Regions from separate parts of the Mus musculus genome. Here region 1 is linked to region 2. A link is a contact called in ENCODE Hi-C or POLR2A ChIA-PET data. All regions are on one chromosome and are shown on one strand. Each heading gives the region's core, a stretch centred on a gene start or an enhancer-like site at or near the end of the contact. The rest is flanking DNA. Distances are from core to core; before and after follow the strand shown. Region 1 holds the start of Fhl1 (four and a half LIM domains 1). Region 2 holds the start of Mmgt1 (membrane magnesium transporter 1).

Region 1 (5,221 bases), core at 1,134-3,633, 130 kb after region 2:
GGCACAGCTCACATCAGGTGCCCAAGACTTCCTGGGAGGTAAGACAGGAAGCAAGAAAGACAGGCAGGAATGTGTGGAACGGAGTTGGTGGGGGTTGAAGGAGGAAAGAAAGAAGGTTAAAGAAGTGAAAGGAAAGAAAGGGACAATTTCTACCAATTGGGCAATGGAAGGTTCCTTAAGAAAGGGTCTGTACTTTCCTGTCAGATTCTAAAGATACTTGTGCCCTTCCCTTTGGCTAGTTGATTGTGAAATAATCACAATGGTCCCAGGAATCTCCTGCTGGGCAACGAGAAAGGTTGAAGGAAGAACCTGCTTGCCAAGGAGAGATTTCACACAGTATTGACTACTACAATCAGGACTTCCTTGTGGGACAGACTGGAGTCTAGTGGCGCGTCAGTTTCCAGATCATACCCAACTTGGCCAACACTGCTCAGCTACACATACTTCTGGCTCTCTATTCAATCCTAATCCTCATGTTACATGGATTTGGGAGTCACTAGACCTTCATTTGTTCTTCTCAATGTGGCTCCATAGAATAAATTGTCTTCCTTTCTCCACTTTTTACTATCACTTGGGACTTGAATTGGCAGAGCAGAAACAGGTGGTGGAGCCGACCTTGTTAGGCCTGCCAGAGCCCAGGCTTTGATCTGAGAATCTCCAGTAACTGGCTCTCTGTCCAGAGCCACCCAGAGCTTTTGCACTGAGTGCTCTTGGCTGTTTCTTTCTGGTTGAGCCCAGGGCTGGTATGCAGGGGAGCTGCTTGAAGTGGTGCTAATTGTTCCAGGCCTTCCCATGATGGCCTGGGGCGGATCAGTCTCCTTTCCTAAGAAATGTGTGGGGAGACTTTTTTTGCAAATCCAGAAATACCAGACCTCAGTGAGCCTAAGGGCTCAGAAAGAGAAAAGAGGCGTAGGCTCTGGGTAGCAAGATAGAGAAAGGAATTTTGCAAGTAGCTATTGGGTCGGGTAAAAGAGGCCATCACTTGAATTTTGAAGCTGGAGGGGGGGGGACGGGGGGACGAGCTAACAGCAGTGTTTAGACCTTTTGCTTGGTTTAAATACACAGCTGCTCCGCCTCATCTGCTTCCACATAAAGGGCTGATTCTCCCCTCTCCTAGCTGGCCTTCATGTTTTTAAATCAAGACTTTGGATTCCTTTAATGAACCTCTCTCCTGACTCACTAGACATTCTAAGTACTGACTATTCTCACCTTTCAAAGTTTTCCTCGACCCTACTCCTTCCTTCTGGTCCTTTTCGGGTCCTCTTTAAAAGGAAAAAAAAAAAAGCAGGTTTCTCTAGTTCACCTGCAATTCCTTCAACCCTCTTCTAACCAAGTCCTTCTACTTCCCTCCACTGACATGGTGGGATTCTCCTGGCTTCCTTGCCTCTGCTCCTTCTGTTTGGAAAGTTATCCCTTGGTTCTTTACACCCACTGCTTTTATACCATGCAAGGCTTAGATTAAATACTACCTTCTTTCTCGCATTATTTATACACCCTTTTATCCTGCAGTTTATCCCACTGTGTTTATTTTCTCACTTGCTCATAATCTGTCTTCTTCCACCAATAAAGCCGAGTGTGTGCACAACTGTGCTGTATCTACAGCATTTGGCACAGTACTGGGCACATGCTGAGGGCTCACTGAACTGAACTAGGGAAAGAACGACGGAGTCAGTCACTATGTGAAGCTCTGCTGTGAGAGCTTTAGGAATGATGGAAAGCCCTCTGAATAAAGGCTCTTTTCGTTCTGTCCAGCTTGTTATTAAGGGGAGAGGTCGTCGGTGGGTCTTTCAGTGTGGTGGGAACCAAGAGATCTGCAATCACTGGCTGTACTGGGCTGTGCAGGTCAGCGAGGCCCCTGGAGAGGCTAGAGGCCACCTTGGCTGTCTCTCTTTGTTGCTCCCACCTCCCGGGCTCTGGCCGTGGCTGCCTGCAGTGACTCGTGACTCCCCAGCAGCCAGCGAAGGCCTGAGCCCGCGAGGGAGGGGGGCGGTGGGCGCCCCTGGCCCGCCCTCCGCGTGCCCTTCGGACGCTTGCAGGGGGTGCTCCGGGAAGCCGCGCCACCGCGGGCTCGCGGCCACCTCTCGCGCGCACTGTGCGCGCCTAGCCAGCGGCTTGGCCTCTCCCGAGGCGGGGCCCACGCAGCCGCGCCCCCTTCCCGCGCTTGCCCGACTGGGCTCCCGCGCGCGAGCGCGATCTGCCCGCACCGCAGCCCCTCGCACCACGGGCAGAGCCCAGGCGGACGCGCGCTCCGCCCTACCCCTCCCCGCCCCGAGTGGGCTGCGCCCGCCCCCGCTCCCGCCCCCGCCCCCGCCCCCGCGCGTGCTCCCTCCTCCCTCCCTCCCACCCTCTTGCGCCCCTCCCCGTGCGCCCCTCCCGCGCCCTACATCCACCGCCCGGCCGAGGGGGCTCAGTCCTGTGCTGCCGCTGTCGCCGCTGCGCTTTGGTCTCGGAGCTGGCAGCGGCCGCCGGTGCCGCCTAGACAGCTGCGCGGGTGAGCATCCCCAGACAGTAAGCCCGCTTTCCCTCCGCGAGTGTGTGTGTGTGTGTGTGTGTGTGCGCGCGCGTGTGTGTGCGTGTGTGTGTGTGTGTGTGTGTGTGTGTGTGCGTGTGCGTGTGTGTGTGTGTGTGTGTGCGCACGCCTCCGGCGTCCCCGGGGAGCCGCAGCTCGTGCTCCGTGGCCGCTACTCCGGGGCTGCGCGGACCTGCTGGGCTTGGGTACCTGCGGCCTCCGGCCTCCGCTGCCTCGCCCACGTTGGGGGCTGAGGAACCTGGGGCTCCAAGGTCCCTTAGGGTGCGTGCCTAAGCCTCCTCCCCAGGGCTTTCGCTCCCCTGGGGGCCGGGATGCAGGGGGGCGGCTTTGGGTGTTTCCTCTGCAAGGATGGAGGGTGGGAGTAAAAAGAGGGGGCTTTTGGTTTTCTCACCCAGGATGGCGGGCAGTGGGGGTTGGGCGAGGTGGGAACACCTTTGGTTTTTGTTTTTGGTTTTTTTTTTTTCTTTTTCTTTTTAAAGGATAGCTAACAGCAGTTGAGAAGAGCAGGGGATGATGATGACGATGGGGGGGGGGCTTCATTGGTTTTTACATTAAGGATGGCGCCTGTTGGGCAGGGGAGGAAGGTGAAACCTGCCTTGGTTCTTGGAGATGTTGAGGGAACTGCTGTGCTCCCTTTGGGGATGCTGGGGAGGAGGCAGTGGGAGGACTGGAGTGCAAGGAGAATGGTGATGGAGGGAGAAGGCTGGTCGTGGTTCTGCTCTCTGAGGGGGAATGGCAGTGATATGGGGGATGGGGGTGGGAGAGGGGACTGGATTTCAGCTTCAGCATGGAGGCAAGTGGAAGGTTCTAGCACTTAGGTTGAGCCTTGGTTGAGCCTTGGCAAAGTGGGTTAGGTAGACTGCTGGGTGTGACCTTTCAATTTCAGAAAGCTTAAAATTCCCACTAGATGCAGTTCTGGGCTCCTGGGAAGAGGTTTCTGCTTCTCAAGTTCCCATTGCTTAGTCTTCCACAACTGGTAGAGGTTTGAATGAGAAAGGCCAAGGGAAACAGTGAATGTGCTGTGTATTTTCTGCATTTGGGCCTTTCAAGTTTCTTGGGTTCATTCTGATTACAACGACACCTCCCCCCCCCCCCCCGCCATACACACACACACACAAACACACACACACACACAACTAGGGTAGCACATTGGGAACAGGAGACAAGAAAGTGTATGAATGTGATTTCAGATTTGGTTTTGGGATTTCCTGAAGGGCAAGAGTTCTGTCGTAGAAATGCAGCAAGAGTGGAACACATGTCTTTGCTGGAAGTCCTCTGTTCTCTTCATTTAAATGATGCCATCGGGACTATCTGAGCCTCTTTTGATTTGAATTTGGACTAGATCCAGTTTTCCTAATTGGAGCTATCATTTTGTAATTGCTTGTAATTCTCCATGTTATCAAATGTATTGCGAGTTTAGAGAATACTGGGAATATTTTTGTTATCTTGATTAAGGCCGTTTAAATATAAATATAATGTTCCTTGGAAATGAGAATGTTTACAGAGTAGCACAAGTTTAAATTATGGGCCACGTGGAATTGGATAAGGAGTTCTCATCCTTGCCCATCCCCAGGAACAGGCTACTCCCCATTCCTCACATTTGAAAAGGATTGGGGTTGGTAATTTTGTCTTTGGAAATGCGTGCCCATATTTTCTTAAGAATATGCATTAAAAAGCAATGGGCCTTAAATGTGCTAGGAATATAATGCTTCCCTGTTTCCGTTACATAAGGTTCCAATCTAGTCTACCTTCACTCTTTTAAAACATTTATTTACCATTTTTAAGGGCAAATAGAATCTTTATGCAACAGGGAATTTGTTAGATAGGCCAAGGTTTGTACAATGCACTACAGAGTAAGTGCACATTTTACTACTACCGTATAGAATCTGTAACCATATATGGCTTCTGAAATTCTAGGCTTCCATTCCATGATTTAATCTTTTTGGAGAAGGAAAACATTTTTAAAGCAAGTCTAGATTGGGGGATGAAATTTTGAATGTGCAGATTGGTAAAATACCTCTTATATGAGTTCTTTGGAGATGATTTAATATATAGTAAATTAATGGATCACCTCAATAAGATACTGACTTTGTTTATTGCAAATGTTAATACATAAGTGGGTCTACAGGATTAAGAAAAATGTATTTGCTTATGCTGTTGTATACTATTCTACATTTCTGTGGTGTGTATTCTGCCCCAGTGCAACAGTGAGACAGAACCGATTTTCACAATCTAAGTTTAGCCTGGTGTTTTTTGTCTGAGGAATAATGCTGAAGGTGGTGAAAAGGAACAGTATGTTGGTGGGAAAATGGGCCTTAAGTTGCTCTCTAAACAAAAGGAGCAAAGGGAGTCTTTTACTTGGCTTTTTGAGAACCTGTTGTAAGATGGGAGGAAAAAAAGATGAAGAACTTTCAGAAACGAACAGGACAATGAAGTAATTGTTTTAAATCTTAGAGAGTTCACTCTGTTATCTTTTTTTTAAAAGTAACTTGTCAATTGAACTTTTGCGTGAGAAACTCACCACCCTCGCACCTTCGGTTTGAAGAATTATTTATTCATTTGCTGTAGTCTTGGAGATGGAACCCAGGGCCTCCTGTGTGGAGCAGGCGCCTTTATCATAGGGCTATGTCCCTAGCCCAAGTTTAGCCATTAAAAACAAATAATTTGTTGAAGGCACGGCAGCTAATCTCC
Region 2 (5,741 bases), core at 1,714-4,213:
CGCTGGGATTATAGGTATAAGCCTCCATGTCTGATCAAAAAGGTCTAATAGAATTTTTTTAAGATTTCAAAATCTTTCGATTTTACAGTGATAAGAGCAGGTAACAGCTGGGCAAGGTAACACAGGACTTTAATCCTAGCACTCAGGAGGCAAAGAAAGAGGCAGAGGCAGAAGCAGGTAGATCTCTGTGAATTTGAGACCAGCCAAGTCTATATAGCAAGATCCAAGCCATTCAGAGCTACATACTGAGACTCTAATTCAAAAAAATTTAATAAAAAAGAAGCAGGTAACAAATGCCATATCATGCTTGAAAATTATAAAAAAAATTAAAAAGACAAAATAAAAATTGTCATAAGCAAAGTGACTGATTTTAAATGTGTACTTAATGGAATATAAACGACCAACTTACATCTATTGGTAATGATTCATCTTCCTTTTCTGTTAGTCGCATATAAGAACGATCTAGAAAGCAGAAGCACACCATTAGGAAATTATAGCCCATTTTCCTTTCTTAAAATACAAGAAAATCAATAGACCAAAGTGGTTGACTTATATACTACATAAAGTAATGATCCCAGATTCCTCAAAAACCTCTTCTAATATAGTTAGCCTTATCTTTATGAATTAGTTTATGCTTGTCAAGGCCTGTCTTATCACCTTAAGTAAGTGACAGATGGCAAATATGAAACCGAAAGAACTAAGCATAATTTTTCATTAGTATAGAAACTCTAGAAATTTTGAAACTGTTTCTTTCACTAAGTAGTCAAAGAAGTCATAACTATTTAACAATCAATAGGACTACAAACATTTTCAATGCTCAATGACCCTGCCACTGCATAGTGAAGCCAAAGTGAAAACTGGTATGGAAATGTTCCTCTTCAGTGCAGTGATGTAACTCGAGTTCCAGGACTTCAATTTCTGTCCTTGCTACTGCTTAATTCTGCTGCTGCCTTCACTTCTGCAGGCTGCAAGGGACTGAAGGCTGCGATCAGGATCTAGAAACTGGTAACCCCAAGTCATACATAGCACCAGCTTTTCTGTTTACTACAATTTACTGTACCTCATTCAAGACATCCTCAGCAACTCCAGCACTTACTTCAATTGCAGAATGTTACAATGGGAAAGTGAACAGAGTTGCACTGCCTCAGTTTCCTCTGTGGCAAATGGGAACGTGAAAGGTGAACAGGGTTTATTTCGTGTATGAACAGTGAGAGCTCTGCTATATCAAAGGTCACTATGGCAGAGATGAGCATGCTCCAGCACCATAGGATGCTATCTGCTGCCACAATTTCCCATGACACAACTAGTGTCAAAGGTAAATGGCAGTCTTTTGCCAGCACGAGCAGTGCAGAGGTCTTGCTTCAGTCCACAAGGCATTCTTAGCACTTGAAAAATATAAAAATCCAAAATCTTAATTCTACATCAAGCAGGACAATATTATTCTAGATGAAGTAGGACAATCCACTTCTAGATTAAATAGGACAATCCCTAATTCATAATGTACTCTAGACTTAAAATGACTTGTGTGAATGTATTGAGTCTGCTTAAAAAAATATGCAGGCAGAGTATATTTGAACTTACAGAGCCTGTAAGGACAGGGATAAAAGCAAAATCAATCCAATATCATATGCTGTTTGGATTAACCTTTTAATGACACACTTCTAGCTAACTTTCTTGTTTGAATGAAGTCTACTCTGGAAATTTAAGACTATCTTCAGCTAGGCATTTCTTCACTGGGAAAATGAGGCTGTTGGAGTTCAAGCAAGGGCCTTACTTGCTTTGTGACTATAGTAGAGCCAAAGCTTACTTCGAAAATAACCAGTACTCCAGTGTATCCTATTCTCCTCCAGGACAGTGCTTCACAAACTATAAATCACCCAGGGATTTATTAAAACGAATATTCTGATTCAACAGTTCTGAGGTGGAGCCTGAGTAGACACTAACAAGGTCCCAGGTGATGTCCACGATGCTGCTCTACTGACCACACTATGAGCAGCAAAGCTCTAAGGCACTTTCCCCAGGGTCCCACCAAATTACTACTCCCCATGAACATACATACACACATACATACACATACACACACACACACACACACACACACCTTTGGAACATTCACATTATCTTACTGCAATTATTTGTTGGCCCACTAGTTTTTCCACTAGTCTAAGAATTCCCTTAAAGGAATCAAGGAACCTCTAGCACCTAAAAGCAGAAGCAACTTCAATTATTGATCTGAGAAAACAAACAAAAACAAAAAACAAAAAAATACAAAAATAAAAACCCACCATACAGCACCGTTATCATTTGCCCAAGGTCACACAGATTTAACAGTTAAGCAAAATGTTAACAACCAACCTTTTAAACCAGTCCACTGCTCTTTCCCCGTGTCACAGTGCCTCCCTGAGGCAAGCGGTCACTTAACTTCTCCGTCTTTGCCTGGACAGCAGAGTGGCCGGGATGCTGTCTAGCTAGCTGTCACGATGCCACATGCATGCAAAGTTCTCAATTCCACACTTTGTCTTAGCTACCTAGGCTGCATATGGCATGTCGTGTCTGGAGTTCTGGGACAGAGTCCCGGTCTGAATTCTTTCTCAAACCTCAGCAACCTCTTCTGGCCGTCCTGCAATCTAGGTGTTCCTCAGCCATCTGATCTCAAGCCCTCCGCTGAGGACCCTGCACGGCTTTACTTAGTCACCCCGACCTAAAACGGCTCTCCTGCACTGGGTTCAACAGTCCCTTAGGGGAGCGCCCCCACAGCCCCTGGTGTCCCCCACGCGAGCGGTCCCAGTCCCTCAGTTACTTACGCTGCGCAGCTGAAAAGGCAGCGTGGGCTAGGGCAAAAAGCCCGACACCTACAAGCCCCTTCCACAGCGACGGCGCCATGATTCAGAAGGAGCGGCAGCCCAACAAAAGGAGACGAAGGGCGGCAGAGGTACTCCTCCTTTCACCGGCGGGCGTCCACGCGGCGCAGGAACATGACGTCACCAGAGCCCTGGGCGCGAAGTGCCGGCGGTGGCCAGACCCAGAGAGCCGCCGAGAGAACGCGGAAAAAGGAATGCCGGGAAGAAGGGGACAGCGACACGGAAAAAGGGCCTGAGGCCTCCTCTGCGACTGCGCAGTGCAGCTTCCCGGAGAGAGGCAGGGCTGAGTTGGGGGCGTGAAAGAACAGGCCGAGCGAGACCAATGGGGAGACGAGGTAGAGCGTCCGCAAATACGCGCCGGATTTGGAGAAGGGGCGGGACTTACGGAAAGGCCTGGGAGGAGAAGAAGGTGGGGCTGGTGGCGTTGCTAAATGGCTGTGGGCGTAGAACTCGAAAGCCTGGTACTTGGTATTTGATAATTGGTTAATTGATTTGGTTTTCCTCCCAACAGAGTCCTTTCCTTTCACTAAGTCTTTCTTATGCCTCTGGCCTCAGAAACGGTTACCGAGGCAGGTTGCAAGGGCATCAACGTGAGGAAGTAAATAAAGTGTAGAGAGTAACTTGGGGGGTATGGAGCCCTGAACTCTCGCATGTTGGGGACGCTCAGAGCATTGGTTCAACATCTTACCTTTCTGCTTTACGTTTCTATGAGCAAGATCCACACAAAAGAGAGTGTAGCACAGCGGGACTGTTTTGTCATGAAGAAAGCTAGAATGTATGAAGGGAGAATAAAGGGATGTTGGAAACAGTCTGATGAGCACACAACTGTAACCTTTCTCCATTTTTATCTTCATCTCCTAAAATGTAGGCATTCAGAAGGAGAGTTTTTCCTGGATCTCTTTTCGCTCTACTCTCAGCAAGCTCATTAGTTCATTTCCACTTCAGACCAGCTTAGTTTTTCCAGTGATTCCAAATCAACAACTTTACCTCAAATACCATAACTCCTTAGCTCCAGATCAGCATTCCTAGCTACTCACTGCTGAGTATTCATTTGCGTGTGAGTAAACCCTGTGGGCACGACATTTTTATGGCCAAAGGTAACTCACACCCTCAACTCTATATAAGTTACTTCAGTGCCCCTGGCTGAGTGGCACAGCTTTGTTGATGTCATATCACAAAATAAGTGTGAAGCCTGATTACCATTCTTTCCCATCAGTCTCCAAAGAACTGTGTCATCTGAATCAGTTGACTCACCAGTACCTGGTCAGTACTGCTGGTCCTTACCATGCCTTTGAAAGTTGAAGCATTCTCAGGTATGATCTCCTTATTCTATTCTGACTTTATATCATCTTCTAAACGATGTTATTTCTTTATTATGTTTGTTGGGTTGCTATTGTTTGCTGCCTCTCTTCCCACTCTAGGATGGGAGCTGCAAGAAGACAGCTTTCTCCCTCTCTAGAACATTGTCAAACAGCAGGCATTGCATACAAACATGTTGGATGAAGGGTGAACAACTGTTGGTGAAGAACAAAGAGTGTTTTTATCACTGAAAAGATCTTTACAGAGATTCAGTCTAGTTCTTAAAAGCCTGTGGTCTTTTGGTATGCTTAAGTTTCTTCAAATCTGAAAAACTGGATCCCATCACATTAAGTCATAGTCATCACTGTTCTCTGGACCCTCTACACACAGTGCTTGATCCATAGCAATTGCAGTAGCATATATTCCTTACAAAAGGACAAGTAACAATGAACTTCAGAATCAGAACAAGCCAACTCAACACTATTTAGTTGACAGGACGGTGCTTAAGAGGAGGAGTTAGGGGGAGGACTGAAGGGGTTTGCAACCCCATAGGAAGAACAACAGTATCAACCAACCAGACACCCCAGAACTCCCAGGGACTAAACCACCAACCAAAAAGTACACATGGAGAGACCCATTGCTCCAGCTGCATATGTAGCAGAGGATTGCCTTGTCAGGCATCAATGGGAGGAGAGGCCCTAGGTCCTGTGGAGGCTCAATGCCCCAGTGTAGGGGAATGACAGGGGGGGGTGTGGCAGGAATGGGTGGATGGGTGGGGGCACACCCTCATAGAAGCAGGCTGTAGGGATAGTGGGTTTGTGGAGGGGAAACTGGGAGGGGGGATAACATTTGAAATGTAAATAAATAAAATAACCAATAAAAATTAAAAATCACATCAAAATTTTGTTTTAGCTTAGATAATGGTCATATTTAAATGGAAATAAAACTTTTCCACTTGACCTAATAACAACTTTTCCATGTGATCTAATAACAAGTTATCTGAAGCAGAAAATGATTAATAAAATGTTAGAGGGTTTTGAGAGGGAGAAAGCGACAGACTCTCACTCTGTAGTCTCTGCAGGCCTCAGAATCATAAATGAAATTTTTGTGCTTTATCCTCCCACCCAGTGCTGGGGAACTTAGCTTGTAACACCGTGAGCAGCTAAGAGTTTTCTGGGAGTGTCTGAATTCTGGGCCACTTCTGAGAGAAAGACAGAGACAGAGACAGAAACAGAGATATTATGGAGAAATACACCTACTGAGAAGTCTGGTATTTGTATAAGCCACCAATGCATTTTCCTATGCTTTAGAGAAGTGACTTGGTCCTAGAAAAGCAGTTTTGCTTTCTCTATTCACTTAAGATATGTTTGCATCTCTGCGTCTCACTCTTAAAGATTCATTTATTTATTATATGTAAGTACACTGTAGCTGTCTTCAGACACTCCAGAAGAGGGCATCAGATTTCGTTATGGATGGTTGTGAGCCACCATGTGGTTGCTGGGATTTGAACTCGGGACCTTTGGAAGAGCAGTCGCGCTCTTAACCACTGAGCCATCTCACCAGCCCCCCTGCGTCTCACTC

What was found. Hi-C counts contacts between places; a loop is a spot of excess contacts on that map. ChIA-PET counts read pairs that join two places held with the same protein, here RNA polymerase II (POLR2A).
Region 1: a loop to region 2 is called in a map of left cerebral cortex, with 3 times the contacts of the local background. The contact joins the promoter of Fhl1 here to the promoter of Mmgt1 in region 2. A Hi-C loop is called at or near these places in 1 of 37 maps with a recorded cell type or tissue (left cerebral cortex). POLR2A ChIA-PET finds 5 or more read pairs at or near these places in 1 of 5 experiments (embryonic stem cell).

Annotation. Positions count from the first base shown.
Region 1 is chrX:56,729,378-56,734,598 of GRCm38, forward strand. Fhl1 (four and a half LIM domains 1) reads left to right here and starts at 2,384. Exons shown (of 7, transcript NM_010211.3): 1 at 2,384-2,491.
Region 2 is chrX:56,594,981-56,600,721 of GRCm38, forward strand. It overlaps Mmgt1 (membrane magnesium transporter 1), which reads right to left and starts at 2,964. Exons shown (of 4, transcript NM_146234.4): 1 at 2,805-2,964; 2 at 410-462. The coding sequence starts at 2,883. Gm36239 (a long non-coding RNA gene) reads left to right here and starts at 3,212. Exons shown (of 3, transcript XR_386934.2): 1 at 3,212-3,322; 2 at 4,078-4,174; 3 at 4,283-4,676.